2 separate regions of the Homo sapiens genome follow, and region 2 is linked to region 1. The links are chromatin contacts, found by Hi-C or POLR2A ChIA-PET in ENCODE. All regions are on one chromosome and are shown on one strand. The core of a region is the stretch at or near the end of the contact, and the rest is flanking DNA. Distances in the headings are between cores, read along the strand shown. Region 1 has its middle 29 kb from the start of SLAMF1. Region 2 holds the start of UFC1 (ubiquitin-fold modifier conjugating enzyme 1).

The links. A loop is a pair of places that touch in the nucleus more often than their neighbours do. ChIA-PET counts read pairs that join two places held with the same protein, here RNA polymerase II (POLR2A). Pooled maps may share reads with other maps.
Region 2: a pooled map shows a loop between it and region 1 (5-fold over the local background). The contact joins the promoter of UFC1 here to the enhancer-like site in region 1. A Hi-C loop is called at or near these places in 2 of 168 maps with a recorded cell type or tissue (HCT116 and heart left ventricle) and 1 of 50 pooled maps. POLR2A ChIA-PET finds 5 or more read pairs at or near these places in 4 of 52 experiments (A673, GM12878, HEK293 and 1 more).

Annotation. Positions count from the first base shown.
Region 1 is chr1:160,673,912-160,677,330 of GRCh38, forward strand. No RefSeq gene overlaps it. Among named protein-coding and RNA genes, the nearest start is that of SLAMF1, 29 kb to the left of the region's middle. RefSeq lists an enhancer at 311-927 and a silencer at 778-887. Within about 2 kb of position 1,865, at least 6 of the 41 ENCODE cell types and tissues checked have a DNase peak (open chromatin) inside an H3K27ac peak, as active enhancers do.
Region 2 is chr1:161,152,144-161,155,562 of GRCh38, forward strand. UFC1 (ubiquitin-fold modifier conjugating enzyme 1) reads left to right here and starts at 1,835. Exons shown (of 6, transcript NM_016406.4): 1 at 1,835-1,977. The coding sequence starts at 1,855. RefSeq lists enhancers at 1,417-2,197, 1,435-2,634, 1,523-1,572, 1,663-1,712, 1,753-2,142.

The DNA.
Region 1 (3,419 bases), core at 615-3,114:
CTCTTCTCTCCCTAGTCCTCTGTTTATATAGAGTGGGGGTGAATAACACTGGGGTAGTAGAACCAGTTCAGTCACCCCTTCCTAAGCCCTAGAGGTGGTGCTGCCCCAATTTATTTGCAGCTTTCTAGAATGTGAAGTCTTTTTGTCCTAGCTCTAAATATGAGGCATTAGGAAAAGTGCCTTTGGAAATCCTATTGCAAATATCTGTTGAGGGAACCAACCAATGTGTTTGCTGCGTTGTCGGCTCCTTAGGAGTCTCTGACCAAGTTAGTCACAGGGATAGGAGACACTTGTTGAGGGGACTGTGTTTCCTATGTCAGTAAAGGAGGAAGGAAACAAACCAAGGCACTGCCTGTCAGGGGATGTGCAGACCCTCATGGGCAGCTGGAACATCAGAGGCAGAATTGGCATGGTGAGGTCTGGGTGAAAAGTGGGAGTTATGAAAAAAAATAATCAGCAGGATGGGATGAGACAGAGGAACAGAAAAATGAGAGATGGAAAGATGATGGGAATAGAACATGATGGTGACAAAAATTTGTAGGAGGAGAAGATGGTGGAGGAGAGAGGAGGAAAGACAGGCAGGCTGGAGTTGGGGGAGGGGACCAGGCAAAAGGAGTGGGCTCTCACTCACCCAACTGGGGCAAAGGGCTGGGCAGAGCAGCTGGCGAAAGAGAATAGAGCCTGTGGTTAGCATTTGCCAGCTGGTGCAGGTGGCTCTGAGCTAAATCCATCCTCTGCCCCACCATGCAGTCTTCTAAGGAGGTTAGAGATGGGGGAGGAGGAGTAGAAAGAATTGTGGGGAAGAGAGAGCACACTCTCCAGGTGCAGGAGCTGCCACTTTAACAAACGCACTTGAAGATAGCCCAAGAACACTGTGGAGGAGCTTGATCTTTTTATTCCTGGACAAGAAGGGACAATGAGAGATGGAACCTTTCTAAGGCTGCTTTGATCATACCAACAGTTGTGTAAAATTATCCTGGCCAAATCCTTTAAATGGCCAAAAACCATTTAAAGTCCAAATCCTCAATGAAGACTTTTGGAAACACTTCCACTCTAAACAACCCACAGCCCTGTTCCTTAAAGAAAGCCATGGCCGGGCACAGTGGCTCACGCTTGTAATCCCAGCACTTTGGGAGGCCGAGATGGGCGGATCATGAGGTCAGGAGATCGAGACCATCCTGGCTAACACGGTGAAACCCTGTCTCTACTAAAAAAATGCCAAAAAATTTAGCTGGGCGTGGTGGCAGGCGCCTGTAGTCCCAGTTACTCGGGAGGGTGAGGCAGGAGAATGGCATGAACCTGGGAGGCGGAGCTTGCAGTGAGCCGAGATCGCGCCACTGCACTCCAGCCTGGGTGACAGAGCAACACTCCTCAAAAAAAAAGAAAGCCTTTCAGGTAATGAGCTCAGCACAGAGCCTAGGGCATACGTGGTAGTCAGTGTTTGTTCTTACTAAGTGGCTTCCAGCATGGGACCCCTAGCATAGGTAAGCACTTGGTAAATATAGGTGGTAAATGAATGAACTCACTGATCTGAGGGGCCAGGTCTATTTATATGTACCCCTACCTGGTCCCAACACAAGGGCCCAATCCAAGCTGCTTATTTGTGCAAAGCCAGATATGAGGGTTACTTTCTCTTAGTCCACAGGAGCTCCTGGCCTTGCCAACCTTCCATGTGTAACCTCATGCTGGCTGTTGAGACAAGCTGGTTCCCACCCCAGACCTACTGATTCAAAGTCTGCATTTTCACAAGATCCCCAGGTGATTTGCTGGCAAGTTAGAGTTTGAGAAGCACTGACCTAATCCAAGGCTTTAAGTTTTACTTAAACTTGCTGCGCTGGAGCCAGCAGAGGGCAGTGCAGGAGCTTGCCTGAGCCGCCTGAAGGCCAAGGGGAAGCAACTTATCCTGACACCTCAGTTCACAAGAGTATACTCATGACTGGAAATTGAGGCTAATTCTGGAGTATCCTCTTTGCACAAAGACAAATGGGCTTGTGTATACTGATAAGGGAACACACTAACCTTTATTTATTTATTTTTTTTTTGAGGATACAGGGTCTTGCTTTGTTTCCCAGGCAGGACTGGCAGTGGCTTTTCCCAGGTATGATCACAGCACACTGCAACCTCCACCTCCTGGCCTCAAGTGATCTTCCTACCTCAGCCCTGGGAGTAGCTGGGACTACAGTGTATGCCATTGCGCCCAGCTTCTACTAACTTTTGATGCATAGACAGATATGAGGGGCTGGGGAACATAAGAACCAGGCCTTGTGACTTCCAGAGAAGGCCGTTGTCTTGGTGTAAGATATTAGTTGTCCTTGAGGTAAATTTGGCTTCACGGGCTTGTGACCTGTACAGTGACACGGGGCCCCAGGTCAGAAGGGCCTTGAACCTGGGTTAGTGCTCTGCTGCTGCTGACACTATCTGGAAATTCTTGATAATTTTCTCTTTCAGCTTCTGCTTAAGCATGCAGGTGAGAAGGGAAGATACATGTAATCTGCATGTCTGCCACCATTCCTTGTTACCCTTTTTCATATCCCATGAGCACAGCACTCCAGCGGACCTACCCAAAATATGTGGGAGTTCAGTGAAACTCAAAGTAAGTGCAAAGTGGTCACGTTATGGGAGCCACTGGCTTTCACAGAGTGTTGGGAGAATGTGTATGCAACAAGAAGTAAAATAAAAAAGTTAAGTTGGGTTTTCGCAGCGTTTTCACACTTCCAATAAGAACAAAATATATATGCATGCATGAGCCACGAAATAGAAATTGAGTAATTGCAATGATCCCAAATATGAATTAAATATTCTATTTTCATTTAAAACTAATGTTTTAAAATATAGAAAGTAAAATTCATGATAATTTAAGTTTTTAATTTGCCTTTACTTAGAACAGCATTAAATAGCAAGCAAATAAAAAAATACCATCTCAAGTAGAGAGACTGTGGAAGAAAAGAAAAGGCTTAATATTTCAGTACTTTTATTGGCACATTTTCCTTGCTTTTTGAGCAAGGGGAGCCAACATTTTCATTTTGCACTGAGCCCCACAAATTATGTATCTGGCACTGCCTTGAGGGATGGGAGGAGCAGGGAACCGTTGGTGTCTGTGACCTGAGCCGTCTAAGGTGAGATTTACCTCAGGTTTCCAGTAACTGGAAATAATACAAATACAATGTCCGCAGAGGCACGCTGGTTCCTCAGCAGCTGAGGAATGTGCTTATTTGTGACAGAAAGTGGCATTTGTTTCCTTCTTACTGCTTGTTTATCCCATTCGCGCTCGCGCGTGTGTGTATATGTGTGTGTGTGTGTGTGTGTGTGTGTGCGCGTGAAATTCCCCCCAAAACCCTCTTCTTCCACTGAGAAAAGTGAGGGGAAGGAAAAGGGTGCTGCTTACAGAAAGGGGATGGAAATGGTCCACCTGTAGGATG
Region 2 (3,419 bases), core at 585-3,084, 480 kb after region 1:
TACTTTGACCCCCCAGGCTGGAGTGAAGTGGTATAATCTTGGCTCATTTGCAATCTCGACCTCCGGGGTTCAAGAGATCCTCCTGCTTCAGCCCCCAAAATAGTTGGGACTACAGGTGCCCGCCACCACTCCGGCTAATTTTTGTATTTTTTGTACAGCTGGGGTTTCACCACGTTGCCTAAGCTATTTTCGAACTCCTGGGCTCAAGCCATCTGCCCACCCCGGCCTCTGAAAGTGCTGGGGTTATCTGCGTGAATCACCGCACCCGGCCAAACAAGATATTTAAATCTATAATTAACGTTTTTAGGTTTTATTTATTTTTTGAGACGGAATCTTGTTCTTGTTGCCCAGGCTGGAGTGCAATGGCAGGATCTCGGCTCATTGTAACCTCCGCCTCCCGGGTTCAAGCGATTCTCCCGCCTCAGCCTCCAAGTAGCCGGGACTACAAGCGTGCGCCACCATGCCTAGCTAATTTTGTATTGTTAGTAGAGACGGGTTTCACCAGTCAGGCTGGTCTGGAGCTCCTGACCTCAAGTGATCCACCTGCCTTGGCCTCCCAAGTTGCTGGGATTACAGGCTTGAGCCACCACGCCAGCCAAACAGGATATTTAAATTAAAGCCAAAATGGCCGGCGCGGTGGCTCACGCCTGTAATCCCAGCACCTTGGGAGGCTGAGGCAGGTGGATCACCTGAGGTCAGGAGTTCAAGACCAACCTGGCCAACATGGCGAAACCCGGTCTCTACTAAAAATACAAAATCAGCCGGGCGTGGTAGCACATGCCTGTAATCCCAGCTACTCAGGACGCTGAGGCAGGAGAATCAATTGAACCCGGGAGGCGGAGGTTGCGGTGAGCCGAGATCATGCCATTGCACTCCAGCCTGGGCAACAAGAGTGAAACTCGGTCTCCAAAAAAAAAAAAAAAAAAAGCAAAAATTAATGTGTTTAGATTTTAAGTCCAACTGGAGTTTGTTTATTGTTTCCCCACAAGTAATCCCAGCACTTTGGGGAGGCTGGGGCAGGAGGATCGCTTGAGCCCGGGAGATGGAAGATGCAGTAAGCTATGATCGTACCACTGTACTCCAGCCTGGGCAACAGATTGAGACACTGTCTAAAAAAAAAAAAGTCTAGGACTCAGTGAATGGCTAGACTAAGGCAGAAATCTTGCAGGGATTTGTCTTTTGATTCTGCATGGTTTCTAATCTTTATCAGGAGTTAAACATCCTTCTACAGGATAACTGCATCTAGAGGCAGGACTATATATAAGCAAAGGAAAAGTTCTTCGAAGAGGAAACACGAATCGCTCGTTTTAGGAAGTCAGTGCCTTGAAAAGCGCCTTGGGGTTGGGGGCTCGGGGCTGGGGGAGGGATAGCATTAGGAGAAATACCTAATGTAAATGACGAGTTGATGGGTGCAGCAAACCAACATGGCACAAGTATACCTATGTATCAAACTTGCACGTTGTGCACATGTACTCTAGAACTTAAGGTATAATAAAAATAAATAAATAAGTAAAAATGCCTTCAGCAGCCTGAAGTTCTAAGAGCTTTCCAAGTTTGGGAAGGTGTCCGGGTTTTCTGCGATTACTTCTCTGAGCATGAACGGAAGTCACCCTTTGTGCCTTATGCGGTGATTTTAATGATAGGTGTCATATATAGGACGGAGTAATCTGTTTACATTCTGTTCTTCTCGATGCACTCACAAGCGGGTAACTAGGTGACAAGAAAACAAAGATCTTATTCAAAAGAGGTCTTACAGCAACCCAACGTCTCATCTTCCCATAGTAAAGATGACGGCGCCTTGAGGTAAGCTACAGGCAACACCACTTCCGCGTTTCTCTTGCGCCCTGGTCCAAGATGGCGGATGAAGCCACGCGACGTGTTGTGTCTGAGATCCCGGTGCTGAAGACTAACGCCGGACCCCGAGATCGTGAGTTGTGGGTGCAGCGACTGAAGGAGGAATATCAGTCCCTTATCCGGGTTAGTTGTGTTTCTACAGTCTAACGCGTAGCATAAGGGTTGGGAGAAATCAGGTGTCCTCAATAATAGGCTCCGTGTGGAAGCCGCTTCCGGTTTTTAAGTTTAACGCCCAAATTCATAGAAATGGGACTATTGTGGGGCTCGGGGACTAAGGAGGGATGGTGGGGAGAGGGCAAAAAAGACTCGGGTGAGGTGCACAGTGGGGCCAGACCTTGCGGCTAAAAGCAGCAGTTATTTTAGGGATACGCTTCCCCAGAAGGTGACGTGTCTCCCTGGCTACAGGTGTTTGTTCACCTGGATGTGAACAAAAATCCTCAGGGCGCCAACTCCCAGTCCGCATCTCTCTGCCCCCTTCTTCACTCTTCACTGTTTTGTTTGTTTGTTTGACGGAGTCTCGCTCTGTTGCTAGGCTGGAGTGCAGTGGCGCGATCTCGGCTCACTGCAACCTCCGACTCCCGGGTTCAAGCGAGTCTCCTGCCTCAGCCTCCTGAGTAGCTGGGACTACAGGCGCGCGCCACCACACCCAGCTAATTTTTGTATTTTCAGTAGAGACGGGGTTTCACCGTGTTGGCCAGGATGGTCTCGATCCCCTGACCTCGTGATCCTGATCCACCCGCCTCGGCCTCCCAAAGTGCTGAGATTACAGGCGTGAGCCACCGCGCCTGGCCTCACTCTTCACTCTTTCAAGCCACATTAGGGCTGAAAATTCAAGTAGGTGTTAACTACAGAGAGTTGGGGAGTTTAGCTCATAGTTAGAAACGGGCTGTCTTCTCAGTTATCTCTACTGTGGAAGGTGAGAAAAGTTTGTCTTCCTTGTAGTTTCTGCCTGCTTCAAAGACCAGCAGTTCTAGTTCTCCTACCTCATGTATTCATTCACTAAAAAAAAAAAATTACTGTGCATATAGAACCTAGGGAGGAGATACCAAGCCGAATAAGGAGGAACTTACTGAGGTAGACAAAACCAGATCATTATAATACAGTGTTTAAGTGGAGAGAGACTGAGACAGATATGGACAGATATAAAGCGAGAAATGGCTAGGATGTTTTGAGAGCATAAGAGGAGACATCCAGTTTGCATTCGGTCACGGAAGGTTTCCTGGAAGAGGTAATGCTTGAGCTGAAACTTAAAGAGTAAACATAAGCTAGCCTGATAAAACATAAGAGTAGAAGGACATTCAAGCCAAAAGGGACAGCATGAGCAAAGGCATAGAATCTAGAAACGGCACAGGCACCAGCATGATGTGTTTGAAGAAACAAAGTAGCTCAGAGTTGTTAGAGCATCAAATGTGAGGCAGGGAATGGTAGACAAAGCTAGGAGACATATTTGAGCACTTGAATTTTCTCTTGGAGGCTTTGGGATACCGTTAAAAGTTATTAAGCTGAGGAATTACATGGCCGATTTGGGTTTAGATCAGTCACATTGGCAATAAGGGGAAAATACA